Linked DNA regions of Homo sapiens: region 1 is linked to region 2. Evidence: chromatin contacts called from ENCODE Hi-C or POLR2A ChIA-PET data. All regions are on one chromosome and are shown on one strand. The core of a region is the stretch at or near the end of the contact, and the rest is flanking DNA. Distances in the headings are between cores, read along the strand shown.

Region 1 (5,197 bases), core at 2,443-4,942, 44 kb after region 2:
TGTTGCCCAGGCTGGAGTGCAATGGCACGATCTCGGCTCACTGCAACCTCCACCTCCTGGGTTCAAGCGATTCTCCTGCCTCAGCCTCCCTAGTAGCTGGGATTATAGGCATGCATCACCATGCTCAGCTAATTTTGTATTTTTAATAGAGATGGGGTTTCCCCATGTTGGCCGGGCTGGTCTCAAACTCCTGATCTCAGGTGATCCACCTGCCTCGGCCTCCCAAAGTGCTGGGATTACAGGCGTGAGCCACCATGCCCGGGCTGACCTTTATAAAATAAAATTATTTACATGGAAACAATTGTAAATTGCCTTTACAGCGTGTAGCCAAAGTGAAGCATTTGTATTTGAGGCTGGAAGAAGGGAGGATAGAGGAGTTGTTTGTCATTTAAACAATAATGTATGTTTTTCTGGTTGCAAAAAGGATACATATACTACAGGAAACTTTGAAAATCCCAAGAAATCATCTAAAATCCCACTACTCTGAGAGATATATTCTGTTAACGTTTTATTTCATGTATTCTTTGTCTATGTGTATATGTGTGTTTTATATGATTTATATTTATTTATATTTTATGTTTACTTACAAAGTTGGAAGCCAGACCTGGAAGGACTTCCCCTACCATACTAAGGAAATTTAATTTAATTTTGAGTATAAAGGAGAGGTGCTAAAGGATTTTGATCAATGAAGTGATAGTTCTAGTACCCTTACGGAAAGTGGATTAGAGGAGGCTAAGAATGAAAGCAGGGAAGCTGGATGTGGTGGCTCATGCCCGTAATCTCAGCAGCTCGGGAGGCGGAGGTGGGAGGACTGCTTGAGTTCAGGAGTTTGAGGCCAGTCTGGGCAACATAGCGAGACCTCATCTCTAAAAAAAAGAAAGAAAGAAAGAAAAAAAAGAATGAAATTAATCAGGGAAATCAATTAAAGATGATGGGAATCCAGGTAAAGACTAATTTGTGAGAATCTGAATAAGGCCATGTGTGTGGTAGGTAAGATTCTGGAATATTTAGGACATTGAGTCTCCAGGACTTAGTGACTGATTGGCTATAGAGAAGATAACTCCCACATGTGTGCTTGGGCTGGCTGACTGGGTTGTATTACTTTCACCAAAATGGTAATACAAGGACAAATAGAAGATTCAGAGGAGACAAGACAATCTTGTTTTACTTTGTTGAGTTTGCCGTGATCACAAGGGGATATCTATTGGCCAATGTCCAGACAGTGGTCTCTTGAGTACCCCAGCCTAGCCCTTCAGCCTCAGCTTGTGCCCTCCGCCCATTAGATCTGTGCAGCCTTGCCAAGCTGACTTTCTTTCACTCAATCCAGCGGTCTCTGGTTCAACATCAGCAAGAGATTTACAATGTTTCTGCTATTTGCCAGGTACCTGGGCTTCCCCTCTTCACCGCAGCTCCTAGCCCTTTGCCTAGTTTAAGTCTACTAAGTTCCCAGGCTTTGGCTTTAATGTCATTTCCTCAGGGAAGCCTCCCCTGCCCACTCCAGCCCCTCAACCAGATTGAATTACACCCCTAGCATATGAGCTCCCCATGCATCTTCATAGCAGTTGTCAAAATTATAATTAGTTGTATAGATATTGGTTTATTGTCTGTTGTCTTTGTTAGCCATCTACAAGAGGAAGAGACCTTTTCTATCTTGTTCACTGCTAGTAGGATCTAGTATAGTATCAGGCACACAGTAGGTGCTCACTAAATATTTATGTAGTAGATGGACAGGTGAGTAGTTCTAGCACTTAGTACAGAAGTGTGGTCTGGGGATATAGATTTTGCAGTAGCATACAGGTGTTAGTTTAAACATTTGGAAGGTAAACCTTTTAGAAATACCAGACATGGGCTGGGCGCGGTGGCTCACACCTGTAATCCCAGCACTTTAGGAGGCCAAGTCGGGCGGATCACGAGGTCAGGAGATCGAAACCATCCTGGCTAATATGGTGAAACCCTGTCTGTACTAAAAATACAAAAAATTAGCTGTGTGTGGTGGCGGGCGCCTGTAGTCCCAGCTACTCGGGAGGCTGAGGCAGGAGAATGGCGTGAACCCGGGAGGTGGAGCTTGCAGTGAGTGGAGATCATGCCACTGCACTCCAGCCTGGGTGACAGAGCGAGACTGTGTCTCAAAAAAAGAAATACCAGACATGGAGTCTTTAAAAATATGATGAGAATGCCTTTCATTAAACCAGTATAACAAATGCATTGGATTTTAAGTGTCTGTGATGTACTTAGATAAATAGTGACAACCTATTTTTTGATCAACCTACATAAAAAATAATTTTAAAGCAGTGTGGTCTCAATCTTAGTAGAAGAGTAGAAAGCAAGATAGTTTCTACTTGGAATAAACAAGTGCACAGTGGAAGTGATTAACTCTTACTCTCAATGTTATCGCTGTTTTGACTTAACACTCAGCTCCAATTGGGGCTGATTGTTATCATGTGAGGTCAGGTAGAAAGGGTGTATCACCTTTACCACGATCACTAATTCATTAAAGGTTAACAGTGAAAATGTTAAAAGGGTTTTTATTTACATGGTGAGACCAGTGGAATAAGTATTTATTGATTTTTGTTTCTCTGTACTTTTCAAATTTATTATGAACCCTTTTTAAAGGGAAAAAATGGACAAACAAAAGGTTTCTGGAGGGTAGGAGTACATTGACATTATATACTATAACTTTAAATATATAAAGTACTAAATAAAGATATTTTTCCCCCTTATAGGGCATTATGCTGGTCTATGACATCACAAATGAAAAATCCTTTGACAATATTAAAAATTGGATCAGAAACATTGAAGAGGTATGTGTGGAAAGAGAATGGTGACATTGGAGAAGAGTCCTGCTGGGTGCTTGTAAAAGGCTCCTCTGTCTGCAAGGCAGCTGAGCTGCTTAGAAGCAGGGCATGGGCAGGTTGGGCCCTCTCTCTCTGAAGAGCTCCATAAATCTCTGGTGCTGCCAGTCTGACTACTGGGGGTTAGGGGGACAGAGAAGTAACGTCACAAGATTTTAAGCTTGGGCCAGATATGGGAAATAATTTAATCCTAGATCACATTTTACACATGAATAACTGAGAACAGAAAGAAGTGATTTGCCTGTGCTCATACAGCCTTTAAAAAGAAGAGCCAGGATTAAAACATCTGGTTCCCAGCTTCTATCCCACCATGCTGTTTGGCTAGCAACAATTATCTCTTTACCTTGGCAACTTTTTGCCCTTCTGACATTTTCTCCATCTTAGATATTTGAAGATTGTTTTAATTCCAGGATAATTGGTATTAAGATTTTTTTAATGTCTTTGTCACTTAAGAAAGAAATCTGACTCTGAAATAATTTTGTACACGTTTCTATAAACTTAGATGAATTTCTTTTTAAAATAGTACAGAATCTAGAATACCATCTCCACTGGTTCACTCAGTACCAAGTTTTTGTCCTTCTTTGACCTGAATATTTGGAAATTTTGTCATTAGATCACCATAAGCTTTATTTGTGTTTGTTCCACCTTCTTTCCAAACCTCGGGAAGAAGGTTTGCACAGGCTCTGTGAGGGCTCTTGTACTGTAGCTTTGCCCCTCTTCCCATCTTTAAACTTTTCTCTGAATTAGGCCTTGTGTGAGTAAAAGATTATGTCTTATTAAATTCATGTGTTTCTGACAGGTTGGATTTGTCTATTAAGTAACGGGTTTTTCTCAGGCTGTTTTTATAGCATGCTATTTTCTCCCTGCAGCATGCCTCTTCCGATGTCGAAAGAATGATCCTGGGTAACAAATGTGATATGAATGACAAAAGACAAGTGTCAAAAGAAAGAGGGGAGAAGGTAAATGTGAATGGAATGGATAAAGGTTGGAATCTACTCACATTAAGCATTTCTTTTCTTCATATTATTTAATTATTGATTTTTTTTAAAATCTGTGTTTTAATCCCTTTAAATTGGATATCAACAACAAAGAGATGTAATCCATACTTGAATGGTGTGAATTAGTATTCGAGATCCAGCTCTCTATACTGTGTGGTCATGACTCATTCCTAAAGAATTTGCTAATGTTTTCTGGGAGATACAAATTGGTCCTTTCTCAGATTCCTGCAGCTTAGAGTTCAGGCTGTTTCTTCCAGATCTGTGTGAAAATGCCCAGTTTTGAAGTTAAAGTAAACATTCTTTTTGAAAAAGAAGTTATAGGGATAGGTGAAGTTTCAACAGGAATCATTTTCCAATTCATTTTTTTCCCTAAGAATATTTTACTACACATTAGCGTTAGGTTTTATGGATAAATTCCTTGTAACTGATCAAGCTATGGATGTCATTTATATGTTGTTTATGGGCATGGGCATTTCTCTCTTTTGTGTCCTGTAAAGCAAAGGAATATTTTGTGTACATATTTACTTCTGTGACAGATTCTAAATTGACTTAGAAGCTTCACTTTTTAAGTCTTGGAATTTTGCTTTAGCCTTTAAAAAAATTATATATGCAAAATGCATTTTCTTTTCTTTTTTTTTTTTTTTGAGACAAAGTCTTGCTCTGTCTCCCAGGCTGGAGTGCAGTGGCGTAATCTCAGTTCACTGCAACCTCTGCCTCCTGGCTTCAAGCAATTCTCATGCCTCAGCCTCCAAGAAGGTGGGATTATAGGCATGTGCCACCACACACATATACCCGGCTAATTTTTGTATTTTTAGTAGAGACGCGGTTTTGCCGTGCTGGCCAGGCTGCTCTTGAACTCCCGGCCTCAAGCAATCCACCTGCCTCGGCCTCCCAAAGTGCTGGGATTACAGGTGTGAGGCACCATGCCCAGCCACATTTTGTTTTTCAATCTGACTGTGAACTTTTGCTGCAAACTTTTTTCCCCTAAAAACATTTACTTAATTTTAGCATTGTAAATGAACTAGGAACTTTTTGAGGAATATATAAGAGTTCGCAATTTGTCTCAATCAATAGAAATCAAAGCATGAATACTTTAGTATTTAAGTTTTTGTTCAATTCTGGACTCATTTATTAAAATTAATTAAGGCCTGGCGCAGTGGCTCATACCTGTCATCCCAGCACTTTGGGAGGCCGAGGTGGGTGGATCACGAGGTCAGGAGTTCGAGACCAGCCTGACCAACATGGTGAAACACTGTCTCTACTAAAAATACAAAAATTAGCCGGGCATGGTGGCGTGCGTGCGTCTGTAGTCCCAGCTACTCAGGAGGCTGAGGCAGGAGAATCACT
Region 2 (5,480 bases), core at 2,930-5,429:
AAGCAAACTTTATGGAATGCACAATGCTTGGCTTTCACCTTCTTTTATTCTCACTACCACCACCTTTTATTCTCGCCTGCACATTTTACTAATTCACAAAATTAAAAAGTGTAAGATTAACTGCTCTACTGCTCTGCCCAGAATGGCAGGTTCCAAGAACACACCTCATTTCGGCCTGTTGACATCTGTCTTTCCTGATGTTCCTCATATGTCACTTTCTTTATGAGGCCATGTCAGAATTGTCTCTCTTCACCCCCAACCCAACCACCAAGATGCTCTTTCCTCAGTGGGACTTTGTACTCTGTAGTACTTTGATCTTTCATGTGGCACTTACCATGTTGTTCCTATAAGTAGAACCGTCTTCCTTTGCTTCCCCAACCCTCCACTCCCACGATAATTTTTTTTTTTTTTTTTGAGGGGGAGTCTCCCTCTGTTGCCCAGGCTGGATTGCAGTGATGGAATCTCAGCTCACTGCAACCTCCACCTCCTGGGTTCAAGCGATTCTGCCTCAGCCTCCCGAGTAGCTGGGATTATAGGTGCCCGCCACCACACACGGCTAATTTTTTGTATTTTTAGTAGAGACAGAGTTTCGCCATGTTGCCCAGGCTGGTTTTGAACTCCTGAGCTCACGCAATCTACCTGCCTCGGCCTCCCAAAGTGCTGGGACCCACGATGAATTCCTTTAGGACAGAAACATGTTTTGTCTTTGTGTTCTTTGCGTTGCCGAATACCATACTTTGTACCTATTTGGTGCTTGAAAAAATTGTCATTGAACTGAAATTTTAGGATGATATTATGAAATACTTTGATGAGGCTGGGTGCAGTGGCTCACACTTGTAATCCCAGCACTTTGGGAGGCCGAGGCAGGTGGATCACCTGAAGTCAGGAGTTTGAGACCAGACTGGCCAACATGGTGAAACCCTGTCTCTACTAAAAATACAAAAATTAGCCAAGCGTAGTGGCAGGCACCTGTAATCCCAGCTACTCGGAAGGCTGAGGCAGGAGAATCGCTTGAACCCGGGAGGCGGAGGTTGCAGTGAGCCGAGATCACACCACTGCACTCCAGCCTGGGAGACAAAAAGCGAAAAAATAAAATAAAATAAAATAAGAAAGAAATAATTTGATGAAATAAAACCGTCATTTTCTGGGGAAGGGAGCCTTTAAAGGTACCAGTTTAGAACTTTTTTTCTGATGATTCTGAAATTAGAATTATAGTTGCTTACTGAAACATGTTAGGAATGATTGCTCGTTTATCTTTTTTTTTTTAATTATACTTTAAGTTCTGGGATACATGTGCAGAATGTGCAGGTTTGTTACACAGGTATACATGTGCCATGGTGGTTTGCTGTACCCATCAACCCGTCATCTACATTAGGTATTTCTCCTAATGCTCTGCCTCCCCTTGCCCCCCACTCCCCAACAGGCCCCGGTGTGTGATGTTCCCCTCCCTGTGTCCATGTGTTCTCATTGTTGAACTCCCGCTTATGAGAGAGAACATGCAGTGTTTGGTTTTCTGTTCCTGTGTTAGTTTGCTGAGAATGACCATTTATCTTTTAAAGATAAAATAATCTTAGACTGCAACTCTAGACATCTCAGAGTAGGATTCAGGCCTGCTGTAGTTGTGGTGGTGAAGTGGAGAAGTTGCATGTTTCATTGGCTTTCTTTTGTGAAAATTGATTTTCATTTTATTTTGACAGAAGAGGCCCTAAAAATCTTCTTTTTCCCCAGGTAAGAGGCTACAGTTTCTTTGCCTCTGGCCCTCTCTAGAGCTGTCAGTGCCCTGTGAACATTGGCCTGATTTAGACAATGAGGCTTTCTCTGTGTCTTTGAGAAAGCCATCTTTGTGCTGTGCACAGCACTGTTACTTTCATTCTTGATTACAAAATGTTTCCTCAATGAATTTCTTTTTTCTTCCTGCTTTGTCTACCTCTACTCTCTCCCCTAAAATCTTTTGTTACTGAGACTGAATTGTGTGAAAGCAAACCTGGGTAAGAGATAGGTAGTGCCACAGCTAGGCTTCCTGCTGTCTGCACAAGGGAACCTTTGGTGCTGTCCAGGTACCTTCCACCTCCAGCTTCCCAACCTTCTGTGGATCATTTTTCAATTTTTTCACACCAAAGCACTGAGATAATTTGGATGTGGGGAACGTGGCAGGGTTTCTGACATGGAAGACCCTGAAAGGAGTAGGAAGTATGTGCCGTGGCCTCCCGCTGTCTTTTCTATTGAGAAAGGGGTGGGCAAGTAGTGGGTGGTAGCTGCAGCTGTGGGCAAGGCCCATTCTTGGCCTTTTTTTTACTAGGCTGTAGGCTGGTTTTTATTGAGTGGCTGGTATGCAAATAAAAGATGAGAAATGTAATTGTCTTCTGAAGAGAACAAAGAGAAATTTAATTGTCTCTCGTTAACATCACACCACAGGCATTTTCTATCAGCATACTCGAGATACTGTGTGGTGTGGTTCTAATTAACTTTGAAGAGCCAGAGCTCAACTCAACCTGAGGAAACCACTTTTGCCAAAAGATACCACTACACAAGGGACCCATCAGAGCTCTTGCAATATCAAAAGATAAACAGCAGGGAAAGAATTTGGGGAAGGATCCTATGGTTGGTTTGAGATGTGCGTCTTATCTGCAAAAACCCAAATAAAAGTGAAAGACCAGCTCTGCTTTTATTAGCTTAAGTGTTTTGTGTTAAAATCTCTTTTGGCCTAACTTTTCTTTATTGACAAGAGAACAAATAGTAGAATATCCTTTGTAGATCGGAAGTATAGAAATTACTGAGAATACTGGGAAATGCTTCACAGATGTTCCTGAAACTACAGCCAGATTGAGTGAATTCTTGTCCCTTTCTGAGTTGGGAGGTTGGGAGATTATTGTCTCACGTACTGTGATATTATAACTGTGTTCTACCCCAGACTATATGTGTTCACCATCTCTCTCATTGAGATTCTGGTTTAACCCTATTATATCCTTAACTTTGATGGCCATTAGAATAGGAAAGAATGTTTACGCAAGACTTTAGAGAGAGCCATAGTTTGATATTTCCTTTATAAAGCTTCCTGATACTGTGTTTAGTATTTACTTTCTTTAAATGTATCTTCTTAAAAGTACAGGTAGTGTGGTAGAGTTCAAAATTAACTTCCAGTTAAATCCAGTCATAGTTTTGGTGGATTTTTTTTGCCAAGCACCGCATTTTTCTTAGTATTGTCATATATTGACTGACACTAGTCAATTGCAACTAGTGACTGGTCATGATAGATATTGATAGACATCTCATAACTGTCATGGCTGAAGGGGAGTTGCCCCTAGTTGATCATTCAACAACATGAAGAGCCCTGTGTTTTTTTCTTTTTTTTAGAGACAGGATTTCACTCTGTCATTTAGGCTGGAGTGCAGTGGCGCAATCATGGCTCACTGCAGCCTCAACTTCCCAGGCTCAGGTGATTCTCCCACCTCAGCTTCCCAAGTAGCTGGGACTACAGGTGTGTCCCACCATGCCCAGCTCATTTTATTTAATTTTTTAAGAGAGGGAGTCTCTCTATGTTGCCTGGGCTGGTCTTGAACTCCTGGGCTCAAGCAGTCCTCCTGCCTCAGCATCCCAAAGCGCTGGGATTACAGTCATGAGCCACAGTGCCTGGCCTAAAAGCCCCATCTTCCTACACAGTGCGTTGTAGTCTTTCCTCCTGAATTGATGTAGAGGCATCCTTGATGTATAACAAGCAGAGCATGCTGAACTAGTTCGCAGCAAAAAACAAACAACGAAAACTTGATATCCAGGTTGTTCTTGGATAGGTCACCATGTTTATCATTTTTAAACATCCGGGGTTGTGAGATAAAGTTGTTAAGGGAGGGATTGCACCAGCACATTTTTCTGTTTCAGTTCATGTTCATCTGACTCATATTTATTCTAGTCTAACCTCATTTTGCGTGAAAATTTTTGTACTAGAAAATGTCACTTTCAATTAGGGGAGGGGAAATTCTGATTGGGGATCAGAAGAGTCAAGATGTATTAGTGATAATTTGGCATCACTTTTGATTCAAGGTAAAAACACAGAATCCCTAAAAATGTAGTAAAGTAAAAAGTGATTCATATAACTAGATAGGGGAAAGGAAATGTCACTGCTGAGCTTTACTGTGGGAAGAGGGGGAGGTGAAGGAAATTATTACAAAATTTTTGTACGTGATGAGGAGACAGCCTCTGGACTTCCCCAAATATTTCCGTATTCCCTAAAACAGCTCTAGTGAATTGCTTCATGATTGGTGTATGAATAGAAAGACACTAGAACTCTTAAACTTGATCTTGAAAGGCCCGTCTTTGTATATAATCATCCACAGATGTCCGTATGTGATTATATATTCCCATAGTGAGGCAATGATAAATGTAAATGAGAACCATGATATAATTTTGCCTTGCTTGCATGCACATTTTCAGAATAGAATTAAAAGCACATGCCACTGTCAGTAGTTAACTATGAGGTTTGTCTTAGTTTTTTATAAGGCTTTGGCAGAGGCCTAAAGCATGTTTTAGTGTCTAAGTCTTCCCTCCCTCCCTCTCTTCCTCCCTTCTTTCCTCCCTTCCTTCCCTCTTTGGAATCAAAAAGGAACTCTCTAGGTTCTGACTATTCTCTTTTCAGAACTAGGGACAATTTCAGCTTGTACACAGATTAATTTTCATTTTTTGGCTTCTCTGCTGGTACCTGAAATTGTAACTAAGTTATTACTAGATAATTCCTTTCTGACTTCTTCCTTCAAATAAAATCTGATAAGGACAAATGTCTTCTAGGTACTATTTCAGGTGGATATGTTTGGAGGGGGACGTGGGGCAAAGCAGAGGATAGGCTAGGGGTGCTGTTATAATGTAACTTAGGTCAGTTGATTGGTGCTTAGTAAATCATGGTTTTCTGTATAGTGCCAAATGCTCAGAAAATCTGTACTGGATAAAGAATTTCTTGTTCAAGTCTATTTAGTTACTGTACTTATGCCTAAAACTGGAATGTGCTCCTCTTTTAAATTCAGTAGGCTGTGCATTTATGACTATAGATGATACCACTTTCATTTTTAAAATAATGATAAAAGCTTAAGTTGTAAATTTAAGTTGTAATATGGACACTTAAAAAAAAACCCAAAACAAAACAATCTTCCTTCTGGTTATGGGGAATTCCTACATGAGTTCTTTCCAACTGCTTTTGTTTATATGAGTGTTGAAACTTAAAATGAGTAAATTCTGTCTTCCAAATAATTTTCTACATTTTCCATTTATTTCCATCGCTTATATCTGCTCTCAAGAACAAAACAAAAGTGGTTTCCAGGCCAGGCGCGGTGGCTCACGCCTGTAATCCCAGCACTTTGGGAGGCAGAGGCGGGCAGATCACGAGGTCAGGAGTTCGAGACCAGCCTGGGCAACATGGTGAAACCCCTACTCTAATAAAAATACAAAAATTAGCTGGGCGTTGTGGCATGTGTCTGTAATCCCAGCTACTCGGG

Evidence for each region. Hi-C counts contacts between places; a loop is a spot of excess contacts on that map. ChIA-PET counts read pairs that join two places held with the same protein, here RNA polymerase II (POLR2A). Pooled maps may share reads with other maps.
Region 1: a loop to region 2 is called in a map of endothelial cell of hepatic sinusoid, with 2.3 times the contacts of the local background. The contact joins two enhancer-like sites. A Hi-C loop is called at or near these places in 13 of 168 maps with a recorded cell type or tissue (B cell, CD14-positive monocyte, CD4-positive, alpha-beta T cell and 8 more) and 4 of 50 pooled maps. POLR2A ChIA-PET finds 5 or more read pairs at or near these places in 14 of 52 experiments (AG04450, B cell, CD8-positive, alpha-beta memory T cell and 11 more).

Annotation. Positions count from the first base shown.
Region 1 is chr15:63,252,784-63,257,980 of GRCh38, forward strand. RAB8B (RAB8B, member RAS oncogene family) reads left to right here. Exons shown (of 8, transcript NM_016530.3): 4 at 2,724-2,801; 5 at 3,722-3,811. Among named protein-coding and RNA genes, the nearest start is that of APH1B, 22 kb to the right of the region's middle. Within about 2 kb of position 3,693, at least 2 of the 41 ENCODE cell types and tissues checked have a DNase peak (open chromatin) inside an H3K27ac peak, as active enhancers do.
Region 2 is chr15:63,208,497-63,213,976 of GRCh38, forward strand. All of the region lies in intron 1 of RAB8B (RAB8B, member RAS oncogene family), which reads left to right. Among named protein-coding and RNA genes, the nearest start is that of RAB8B, 22 kb to the left of the region's middle. RefSeq lists an enhancer at 2,131-2,696. Within about 2 kb of position 4,180, at least 13 of the 41 ENCODE cell types and tissues checked have a DNase peak (open chromatin) inside an H3K27ac peak, as active enhancers do.